Regions from separate parts of the Homo sapiens genome. Here region 1 is linked to region 2. A link is a contact called in ENCODE Hi-C or POLR2A ChIA-PET data. All regions are on one chromosome and are shown on one strand. Each heading gives the region's core, a stretch centred on a gene start or an enhancer-like site at or near the end of the contact. The rest is flanking DNA. Distances are from core to core; before and after follow the strand shown. Region 1 holds the start of PGP (phosphoglycolate phosphatase). Region 2 holds the start of CCNF (cyclin F).

What was found. Hi-C counts contacts between places; a loop is a spot of excess contacts on that map. ChIA-PET counts read pairs that join two places held with the same protein, here RNA polymerase II (POLR2A). Pooled maps may share reads with other maps.
Region 1: a loop to region 2 is called in a pooled map, with 7 times the contacts of the local background. The contact joins the promoter of PGP here to the promoter of CCNF in region 2. A Hi-C loop is called at or near these places in 3 of 168 maps with a recorded cell type or tissue (CD8-positive, alpha-beta T cell and naive thymus-derived CD4-positive, alpha-beta T cell), 16 of 37 single-sample maps with no recorded cell type and 16 of 50 pooled maps. POLR2A ChIA-PET finds 5 or more read pairs at or near these places in 5 of 52 experiments (AG04450, H1, PC-9 and 1 more).

Annotation. Positions count from the first base shown.
Region 1 is chr16:2,213,333-2,218,817 of GRCh38, forward strand. PGP (phosphoglycolate phosphatase) reads right to left here and starts at 1,508. Exons shown (of 2, transcript NM_001042371.3): 1 at 806-1,508; 2 at 1-721. The coding sequence starts at 1,445. The coding sequence ends at 396. RefSeq lists enhancers at 1-43, 465-594, 1,616-1,910 and silencers at 1,035-1,084, 1,425-2,084.
Region 2 is chr16:2,425,180-2,430,909 of GRCh38, forward strand. CCNF (cyclin F) reads left to right here and starts at 4,268. Exons shown (of 17, transcript NM_001761.3): 1 at 4,268-4,318. The coding sequence starts at 4,303. It also overlaps the pseudogene ABCA17P. RefSeq lists enhancers at 3,329-3,908, 3,344-3,523 and silencers at 3,734-4,583, 4,594-4,643.

The sequences.
Region 1 (5,485 bases), core at 258-2,757, 210 kb before region 2:
GTCCCTCTGCCCCCTGAGGGGCTGGATCCCTGAATGAGTTTTTCAATAAAATACAGGACACACACCCCTAGACCCGCCTCAGTCCCATCGGCAGGCCCTGGTTACCTGAATCCCGGACAGGTGCAGAGCCTGCCCCTGCCAACCCCACCCAAGGCCCAGAACCCAGCCCACAACGCCTTCCAAGCCTAAAAGTGCATCTTCGATTACAAGCATCTGTAAACAAAATCGTCCCCCAAACGTGTACTTACAAGGTTAACAATGAATGCCTTTGCTTAACTCCAATTACACTCTTTGAAGCCACTTAGCCGAGCAGATGCTTAAGCCCCACCTATTAATTTGGGTAACTGGTTTTCAATTTCTTTTTTTTTATTCTGCAGATTAAAGACACTCAATCTTTAACCTTGAAGGGCAGGCAAAAGGTCGGCTATGCTGTCAACATAGAAGTCAGGGACCATTTTCTTCTTAGACACGCAGTCACTTTCCTGATTATTCTTCACATCCCCTAGAGTGGAGACTCCGGTGAGGGTCAGGATGGTCTTCAGGCCACAGGTGGCGCCTAGGAGGATGTCTGTGTCCAGGCGGTCTCCCACCATGACGGTGCGCTCGGGGTTGATGCCGTATTCCTGGGACACGCAGTCGAAAATGAAGCGGCTGGGCTTCCCGATGATGTCGGCCTGGCGCTGGGCGGCCATCTCCACGGCTCGGACCAGACACCCGGTACCTGCGGGGCACAGGGGACCGGGTCAAAGGGCAGGGAGGGGGCCCGCCGCCCGCCCCCCAGCCTCCCGCCCCAGGGCGCACGGACCCGCGATGAAGCGGCCGTTCTCAAGCGGAAGCCGGTTGTCCATGTTGGTGCCCACGAGCAGGCAGCCGGGCTGCTGCAGGTAGCGCAGGGCCTTGGTGAGCTTCATGTAGCTGAAGTGCGGGTCAAAGCCCACCACCACCGCGCGCACGTCGGGCTCCAGCGGCGCGTGCAGCCAGTCGCCGGGACCCTCGCCCTGCAGTGGCTCGGGCCCCACGCCCACGCTGGCGACGCCCACGGCCTCCAGCTCCGCGGCCAGGGCTGGGCTGCCCAGCACGTAGGCCTTGGGCGCGGGGGCGCCGGCCAGGCGCTGGCGCAGGTAGAGCGCGGTGCAGTAGGCCGTGCCGAAGACCTCCAGGCTGGCGCCGGGCCCCGCGGGGCCGCCGAAGCCCAGGCGCCGCAGCTTCTCGGCGTAGGCAGCGCGGGTCTTGCTGCTGTTGTTGGTGATGAAGCCCAGGCGCTTGCCGCGGGCTCGCAGCGCCCGCAGGGCCTCGGGCGCGCCAGGCACGGCGGTCTCCCCGCGCCACAGCACGCCGTCGCAGTCGAACAGCAGCGTGTCCACGTCGGCCAGCAGCGCCTGTGCCCGCTCGGCGCTCAGCCGCACGCAGCGGGCGTCGTCGCCACCGGCCTCCGCCGCCGCCATCGCCGCCCGCCGGCCGCCGCCGCCCGCCGGCCGCTCCTCGCAGCCGCCCGCCGCGGCGCCCTCCCCGCCCCCGGGGCGCTCATTGGCCCAGCGCCTCGCGCCCGCCGCCCATTGGCCTGCACCTTCGCCAATCCGCCCCCGCCTCCCGCGGGCTGCGGGAGCTCAGCGCCAATCGGTGAGGCCCGGCGCGGGGAGAGGGGCGATCATTGGCTACCGGCCTTGGGACGCCCCGGTGATTGGCTGGCAGGGCTCCAACCGGCATTCGGAGTGAAGCGCTCGCTGCGGAAATGCGCCAGAGGGGAGAGCAGCGCAGGCGCAAGGCCGCTGTTCCCGGGCTGCCGCGGGCCGCTCACCCATTGGAAGCGAGTGGTCAGCCTAGGTGACGAGGCCCTTCACGGAGTGACCCGGGCCAGGCCGGCTGTCCATTGGCCGGTCTCTCCCGCGGGCATGGGCGGGGCTCTCGCAGGAGCGCCGCGGGAGGGGGCCGGGGCACCTTCGTCGGCCGTGCCCGTGCCTCTGTGCCGTGGACGCGCTCGGGACACGGGGCCACCACGTGGGTCGCTTACCGGCCAGTCCCGCGAGCCAGCCCGGGGCTCCTTCCCCGGCAGGCGTGAGTACGCGCCTCAGTCCTTTGCAAAAACGCGTTCCCGGTTCCTTGGAGGTAACACGAACCAGCCATTACCAGGCTGGGGGATTAGGGTCTAAGGACACTGTCTAGAACCTGGTACTCAGTGATTGCTCGCCGTCATCGTCATCAATTATTAGGTATTTAATTGAGGCAAAACATTACAGTAAAGGGCATGAAAACCGTGCAGCTCGATGGAAGTTTTACATTTATTATTATTTTATTTACTTATTTATTTACTTTTTGAGACGGAGTCTCGCTCTGTCGCCCAGGCTGGAGTGCGGTGGCGCCATCTCGGCTCACTGCAAGCTCCGCCTCCCGGGTTCACGCCATTCTCCTGCCTCAGCCTCCCGAGTAGCTGGGACTACAGGCGCATGGCACCACGCCCGGCTAATTTTTTGTATTTTTAGTAGAGACGGGGTTTCTCCGTGTTAGCCAGGATGGTCTCGATCTCCTGACCTCGTGATCCGCCCGCCTCGGCCTCCCAAAGTGCTTGGATTACAGGCGTGAGCCACCGCGCCCGGCCTTTTATTTTTTTAATTATTATTTTTTGAGACGGAGTCTCTTGCTCTGTTGCCCAGGCTGGAGTGCAGTGGCGCGATCTCGGCTCACTGCAAGCTCCGCCTCCCGGGTTCACGCCATTCTTCTGCCTCAGCCTCCTGAGTAGCTGGGACTACAGGCGCCGGCCACCACGCCTGGCTAATTTTTTTGTATTTTTTAGTAGAGACGGGGTTTCACCGTGTTAGCCAGGATGGTCTTGATCTCTTGATCTCGTGATCCGCCCACCTTGGTCTCCCAAAGTGCTGGGATTACAGGCGTGAGCCATGGCGCCCGGCCGGAAGTTTTACATTTTTACATGTATATATATATTTTGCGACAGGGTCTTGCTCTGTCCCCCAGGCTGGAGTGGAGTGGCTAGATCACAGCTCACTGTAGCCTTATCACAGCTCACTGTATCCTTGACCTCCTAGGCTCATGTGATGCTCCTACCTAAGCCTCCAAAGTATTTGGGACCAGAGGTGTGTGCCACTACGCCTAATTTTTTTTTTAATTTAAATTTTTTGTAGAGACGGAGTCCCACTATGTTGGCCAGGCTGGTCTCCAACTCCTGGCCTCCAGTGATCCTCCTGTCTTGGCCTCCCAAAGGGCTAGGATTACAGGCGTGAGCTGCCGCACCCAGCAGATTTTTTTACATATGTATATGCTTGTGTAAACATAACCCAGACCAAAGTATAAAGTATTTCCAACACCCCAGGAAGTTCCCTCTTGTTCCTATCCAGTCAATAGCAGATAGCACATTGCTGACTACTTTTCTGACTCCTATCACCATAGAGTCACAACCAAGCCTCCGGACTGCTTTATACTTGGGATTATACGGTATGTGCTTCTGGCTCTTGCTTCTACGGTTTAACATAATGTTTGTGAAATTCATCCTGGCTGGGTGCTGTGGCTCACACCTATGATCCCAGCCCTTTGGGAGGCCGAGGCGGGCAGATCACCTGAGGTCAGAAGTTGGAGACCAGCCTGGCCAATATGGTGAAACCCCATCTCTGCCAAAAGTACAAAAATTAGCCGTATGTGGTGGCACATGCCTGTAATCTTAGCTACTTGAGAGGATGAGGCAGGAGAATCGCTTGAACCTGGGAGGCGGAGGCTGCAGTGAGCCGAGATTGCACCACTGCACTCCAGCCTGGGCAACAGAGCAAGACTCCTATCAAAAAAAAAAAAAAAAAAAAAAAAGATGACTTTGACTTTGAGCAGAACTGGATTTGACAAGAATCACACTCTGCTTTTACCACAGAGCAACAGGTAGTTGATTTGAGACAACGGCTGGAATGGGAACTGTTGATGATACCCAGCCATGGGCCATCTTCTCCCACACTTGCCCGGCTGCCTTGGCTTCCTGGGCACTCTGTGAGCACCTAGGCCGCTGCACCGCTCCTTCCCTGCATTACCTCCTCAGAGTCACAGGACAGGCCTGAGAGGCAGGGATTATTCACATCTCCATTTATAGATGGCCAAACTGAGCCACCGAGAGTCGCCGGCTGGACAAGGTTGAGTTGGGATTAAACTCAGTCAACCCCAAAGCTGAGCTCTGCCCCATCTGGTCGGCTTAACGTCCTCAGAATATGCCTGTATGTGTGCAGGTAGGAGGGGAGGCATGGTCACTTGTGGGGAAGGTCCTGGCGGAGGCTGGGAGGAAAGTGCGCTTTATAGGAGAGGACTGACTTTGGGAACAGGGTGATGTGGCCCTGCATCTGGGGCTAGAGGACCCCTTTGGGTGCCCCCCACACAGGAGGCATTCAGTCTCTATCTGTGAGGGGATGGCCCCAGTGTCTCCCCAAGTAAGGATCTTGTACTGCAAGCCGACCTGGGGATGGCTTTCAGTGGCACGAGAACAGACACTATTTCACCTTAACAGAGTTGCATCAATTTACATTGCAATAGAAAATATAAGTAGCCCGCTAGGCGCGGTGGCTCACGCCTGTAATCCCAGCACTTTGGGAGGCCGAGGAGGGCAGATAACCTGAGGTCAGGAGTTAGAGACCAGCCTTACTAACATGGAGAAACCCCATCTCTACTAAAAATACAAAATTAGCCGGGCGTGGTAGCACACGCTTGGGAGGCTGAGGCAGAATTGCTTGAACCCAGGAGGCGGAGGTTGCAGTGAGCCAAGGTTGCACCACTGCACTCCAGCCTGGGTGACAGAGTGAGACTCGATCTCAAAAAAAAAAAAAAAAAGGATTTTGTAGTTCCTGTTTGGGTCTGGCTGTGGAATGTCCACAGGCATTATTCTGTTGAGCCAGGCTGAGGCCTGCATGGGAAAGGAGGCCGTTTGGAGAAAGGGAGGGTCTAGTCTTGCTGCCTGTGCCTGGCCTCTCTGCCTTCCAAGGGTCTATCCACTCCCATGCTTGCCAGTGGCCTGGGCTCTGGGCAAAGCAGGGCCTGAGGTCACCTGATCAGGATGCCCTTTTCTTTTTGAGATACGGTCTCACTTTGTTACCCAGGCTGGCGGGCAGTGGTGCCATCTCAGCTGACTGCAACCTCCGCCCCACCAGGTTCAAGCAATTCTCCTGCCTCAGCCTCCCTAGTAGCTGGGATTATAGGTGTGTGTCACCACACCTGGCTAACTTTTGTATTTTTTTTTTGTTCGTTTTGAGACCGAGTCTCGCTCTGTTGCCCAAGCTGGAGTGCAGTGGCGCGATCTCGGCTCACTGCAACCTCCGCCTCCGGGTTGAAGCGATTCTCCTGTCTCGCCCTCCCGAGTAGCTGGGACTACAGGCGTGTGCCACCACACCCGGCTGATTTTTTTTTTTTTTTTTTAGTAGAGACAGGGTTTCACCATGTTAGCCAGGATGGTCTCAATACCCTGACCTCGTGATCCGCCCTCCTTGGCCTCCCAAAGTGCTGGGAT
Region 2 (5,730 bases), core at 3,018-5,517:
CCATGGCAACGTTCACGTGGATTTCATAGAACAGAAGGTGTTTCTGCTGGAAGGGACTTTGAAGATTGGCTCCTCCTGCCCACTTATTTCATGGAGAGGAGAGCAGGCCCAGAGAGGGAACACCAGATGCCTGGGGACACACAGCAAGCCAGGGACCCCACCAGGCCTCTGGCCTTCTGACACCACTCCCACCCAAGAGCACAGACAGCTGAGATCCATAGCACTGACTTCTCAGGAGGTGTTCTGGAGCAGCTGAGAGAGGGATGGGCCTCTTTGGGGCCTTGTCACAGTCCCGGAGGCCAGCCCTTCCCACCCTCTCTCCTCCCCCGTGTGCATCTGTGGGACAGCCTGGCCACAGCAGCCTCTTCCCTCCCCTCAGGTGTTTGGCACTCTGGAGCAAGCCAAGAAGTACATGCTGGACAACTACTCAGCAGTCAGGTCACCATGGAGGACGTCTTCCTGAGCTTCGCATGCCCTGTGCCCCTGGTCCAAAGCGAAGACCAACGAGAGCAAGCAGAGCAGGTGGGCTCCTCATCGTGCTCGCTGCCTCCTTCCCTGCCTCCCTCTCGGCTTTCCTCTCAGTCTCCCTCCCTGCCTCCCTCTCAGCTTTTCTCTCGGCCTCCCTCCCTGCCTCCTCCCTCAGAGCCTGTCCTGCTGTAATAAGGACAGACCAGTGCCAGGTTGGCCCAGGTGTGCATGGCCTTCCCTGGGTTTCCAGGGCGTACAGAGGCAGCTCTCGACCTAGCTAGCTCAGCACAGGGCTGTCCCCCTAACTGCAGTGCACGGAGCAGAGTGGGGCCCACTGGAGAACTTAAGAGGCCCGCTGGAGAACCCAGGTGCGTTTCCTTAGAAAGGGATGCCCAAGTCCCACCTGAGTAGCCTGTGGTCTTATTGAGACCTGGCTGTGGAAGCAGCCTCAGAACATCTTGCATGTCCTTTCCAAGGGCGGTGGCCATGGGGTGACTACAGTACTAACCATGACCCGACCAGGTGCCAACTCTGTGGTTGGTCCCCTGCAGGCATTGCGTCATTTGATCACATCACCCTCAGGCCCGGCCTTAAGGGGTCTGTCCTGGTCATCCCCTTGCTCATGGGCAAGAAGTCTGCAGGGCAGAGGGAAATGCTCACCCAAAGCTTGCGCTCTTCCTTCTCTAGAATCCCCTGCCCAGATGGTTTGTCCATCCAGTGCACTCCCTCCCAGGGCAGGCCATGCCGCCCAACGCACCCTGAGATGCGAGATGCAGCAAAGCAGTGGCTCTGCAGAACTTCGGGTAGAGTTTGGATGGGTGCGTGGAGGTTTCCACACATGTGTGCAGATCCCTTGGAAAGCAGGATAGAGCCAGAAACAGAGAGGAGGGTGCCCGTAGGCCGCTGGGGGCTGGCTCCCATGGTCACATGCAAGAGTGAAGCTTCATGGAGACCATGATTCTAAACTCACACCTGGCCTCACAGGTGGTAATGTCACTGTTCTTCTGAAGGAAGGAGGAAATAAATATTGACAAGTTTGCTAGCCTAAGTCGGGATGTCACAATATTTAAATATTTGGATGTGTGGGCTTTCATCCTCTTCCCTGGCTCCTGCAAATTTAGGGCTGCATGTGATCCTATATCCACCCATGAAGTGGACAGCGCCCCACCTCCCACATGGGTAGACTGGCTTAGAGGCAGCCAGTAACTTCCCACATCAACAGACAGGGGAGCCAGGGTTGCACTGGGGCAGAGGTTCTCGCAGTGGGGTCCCAGCAGTAGCAGCACCATCAGGAAACTTGTTAGAAATGTAGGTTCTTGGGCCCCACCCAAAACTTACTGAATCAGAAATGCCTGGGGCAGGGCCAGCAATCCATGTTGCAAGAAGCCCTACAGCAGGTACTCTGGCGCAGCTCCAGCATGAGAACCACTGAGCAGAGGCCCCATGGGCGCCAGACCATCACACTGTCCAGATGCAGATGGATGTGGCCACATGCCTTTGTCATGTACACTCACCTCTCTTCTGAGACGGGCTCCATCCCGTGGCCTTTCTCTCTCTGTGGAGTTCACTCTGCCCCTTGCCACAGGCCCCTCAGCTCCTCTCTGGGAAGTGCAGATGCTGGTCTCTGCCCCTTCTCAGCCAGGACTCAGGAAAGGGTCATGCACAGGCCTTGCCTATGGTTCCTGCACCCCTTGCCCAGAACAACGGCGTTGCACACCCATGGTCGCCAACCCACCCTCCTCAGTCCTCGTTTCAGGTGACTGCTCCCTGTGATGAAAGCCACTCCCTGGGCTCCCATATCCAGCTCTCATTCCTCCCATGCCCCTCTCTGCCTCCACTGAAGGCCCATCTTCTTCTCTGAATGTGGGATTTCTCAGGCTCCCAAGCTACTTCACTTTCCCTTCTCTCCCCTGCCCCTCACTACCCATAACGTTTTCAACCGACACCTCATTCCACCAGGAATTTCCCTGAGCTCCTAACAGTTTAGACTTTTCCAACAAGGTCTCACCTTCCTGAAGCCCAGTGGGAAACGGGCCCACACCCTGGAGGAGCCACTTATCACCCCAGGGCAGCCCTGGAGGCTCCCACTGCCAGTGCAGGGTGTGGGGCGAGAGCAGGCATGGCTGCAGTCAAGACAACTCCTGCTCCCTGAAAAAGAAATTTGCCTGTCCATGTTGAAAGGAGAGTGATCAGGACACAAAGCACAGGATAGAGCTAAACAACAACCTAGGGACCAAGGATGCTGTTCTAGATTCTAGAGGCAGCTGGTGTGGCTAATGTGCTCATGGCTGGCTCTAGTTGATTAATCCCTTCAAGATGCTATGGAAGCTAACCCTGAAAGTGCACCTCTGCCCTAGGGGGAGACAGGTAACAGTGACAAAGTAGGAAACAGTAACCCAGGAGGACAAAAGTGAGATAAGGGGATAATAAATCTGGGGGCTGAGAACATGGGACATCTGGGGAGCAGGCCCCAAACTCGCTCAGCCTGTCCTCTCTTCACCCTCCTTCACCCGCTTCCTGATTCCGGGACAGGGAATATTCCCAACTTCCAGACCCTCTCTGGGGCCACGGACTCTTCTGTACCCTGTGCTGTGATCACCTGTTTACTCTGTCTCTTGCCCCAGGCCGGCTGAAGCCTGCACGCCAGGGCTCCTGTCTGTGTGCCCAGGGCAGGCCCAGTACTTGAAGGAGTTCTATGGGGACCCGGAAGGATGGAAGGGTGCAGACTGAGGGAAGCGTGAGGGAGGGGTGGGCAGCCTTGGCCCAGGCCCCTGCCTTCCCCAGGAAAAGCCCCCTCTGTCCTCCACCAGACAGTCAGGAGGCTGCGAGTCTTCCCCTTGACAGCCTGTGCCGTAAAAGGGGTGCGGTGTGGCTGACTCCTGAAGGACAGCTCAGATGGGCACTGCCCAAGACAAGAGTGAGCAGATACGACACTTCCCGCGGCGAGCAGCTCCAGGTAGCAGCCGAGGAGGCCAGACAGGGGGCAGCATCTGGCCAAAGTGATGGGGAGGGCTTGCCCCGGGGCTGGAGCACTGAGGCGTCCAGGGTGCGCCACGTTTCGCGGGAAGAAGGGGTCAGCGTTCCGCGGGGGAGACTTCCCAGCGTCAGCTCCGACCTCCTCTTTCTCTACCACGATCCCGGCCAGCATCCCCGCCCAGCAGCGGCTCAGCCACAAACCCAAGGGTCTCCACCTGAAGCAGGCGGCGGAAGGGAAGGCCGTGCAAGCTGGGGGTGAGGGTCGCGGGCCCAGGAGCGACCCCGGGACCCGGGCAGGGCACGGCCTCGTCTTAGAAGCGCCACGTCGAGGCTGTCCCAGGCTGGATCACGGCCGCGACTGCGAGGGACGCCAAGGAGTCCTCTTTCCCCTGGCCGCAGGCGTGCGCCTTCGCAGCCCATCTGGCACCGCAGATGCCGGTCGCCGGGGTCAGCGGCGAAGCCCGAACCCATGCGGCCGGGAGGGGACGCCCACAAACCCCTGCCCGCCGGCCGGGAAGCGCTCCTACGGGACCCCAGCCCCGTTGGGGAGGCGGGGCGGCCACGCGGGTTCCACCAATCAGCGGCCAATGTTCGAATTCGCGTCCTGGCGCGGCCAATGGCGGGTCCCGGAGCAGGCGGGGAGGGCGTGGAGGGCGGTAAATGAGGCGAGCACAGGGCGGGACATGGGCGGGGCCGGCGGCGGCCCCCCCGGGCAGGCCAATGGGAGGGCCGGGTGCGTTTGAAAACTGGGGTGGGCGGCGGGGCGGGGTCTGCGCCTGCGCGAGGGCTACGCGCGCTCCGGCCGGGGCGCGGGCGCGCTCTCAGGCGGGCTCCGGCGGCAGCGACGCGAGCGCGGCGATGGGGAGCGGCGGCGGTGAGTGCGGGGCGATGTCCGCTGGTTTCTGCCCCACACCCCTTCTGCCTGCCCTGCGGGGCGGACGGTGGGTCCCGCGGGAGGGGAGGCCCTGGCGGCCTGAAGAGGGCTGGCTCGAGCTCTTTAACCCGGGGCGGATGTCGCGTCCCGCGCAGGGAGCCCCGGCGGCCGGGCGCGCGGTTTAAATGCCCGGCGGGCGCCCGAGCCCCTCGGAGCCTTCCCCCGCGGCGACGTTTTCCGGCCCTTTCCTGGGGCAACGATCGGGTCCCGGGGCAGCGATCCGGCGATCGGGTCCCGGGGCGGCGATCGGGTCTCGGGGAGCCAAACACCAGCGCCTCCTGGTCGGGGAAAGGGCTGCGGAGCGCGTGGGGGCGAAGCGATCCCGCAGCCCGGCCGGGCCCTGACCGAGCCTCAGTCCAGCGGGGCCGTGGACCTAGCTCTGTGGAAAGCAGCGTTCGGCCCCGCGCGCGTTGAGGCACAGGAAACACGAACTGTGGTTTCAGCTATTATCATAGTATCTGTCCTGGAGCCGGAGAATGAGGAATATTTTATGGAGAGGTCTATAGAATCTTTGAGAATTCGTCGCCCTGGAATACGTTTGGCTTTTGCAGCTGATTTAATTGCTAACAGGAAGACCCCGGTCAAGAGAGGGGAGCCGGGAGCAATCGCTAGGAAGTCCTAGCAAGGCGGGGAGGGATTTGGGCCCACAGAGGGGAGTGGCGCTTCCTTTCAGGACTGGAAGGAAGGATGGATAGAAAGGTAGATTTGTAGATGGGGAGGCAGGATCCTGAGGTTCCTGTCTGAGGGCTTCTGTTTCCCTGTGAAATAAGGGCTAAGGTCATCTGCTTAGAGTGAGGAAGGGGTTGCTGGAGTAGGAGTTGGAAAATCCGGCTGTGGGAAGAGGAGAGAGCACATCTGAGAAGCATGTCCGGGCTGCCTGCCTGGTGGGTGGAATGCCCGTCTCACCTTTAATGATTGCATCTGTACACAAACCTACAGGTCTAGGTTTGTGTTGGGACCTGAGCAACAACCTTACTGCGTAGCTGTCAACTCCGCATTCTACAATAGAGGGCACACTGAGACTCTGCAGAGCTGAGACTTGGACGCACACTGCCCCGGCCTCCAAGTCTGTGGCTTCTCTCCAGGGCCGACCCTTCTAATTTGGACTTGAAAACCAGACTCTTCAAGCCCACAGATCTTTATTGAACATTATGCACCTTGGTCACGTGTGCAAAAAGCAAAGCTATCCAGCAAAGGCCCCAGGAGTTTTCCTGAGAGTGAAATAGAAGGAAAACCGTCCTCAGCTTCGGCAGCTTTTTCCCCTTCCTGCCTGTCATGTGGGCTCTGGATCAGAAAGTTTCCCAATAGCCAAGTTACATGACATGCGCTATTTGCCATAAATATTTGTTGAA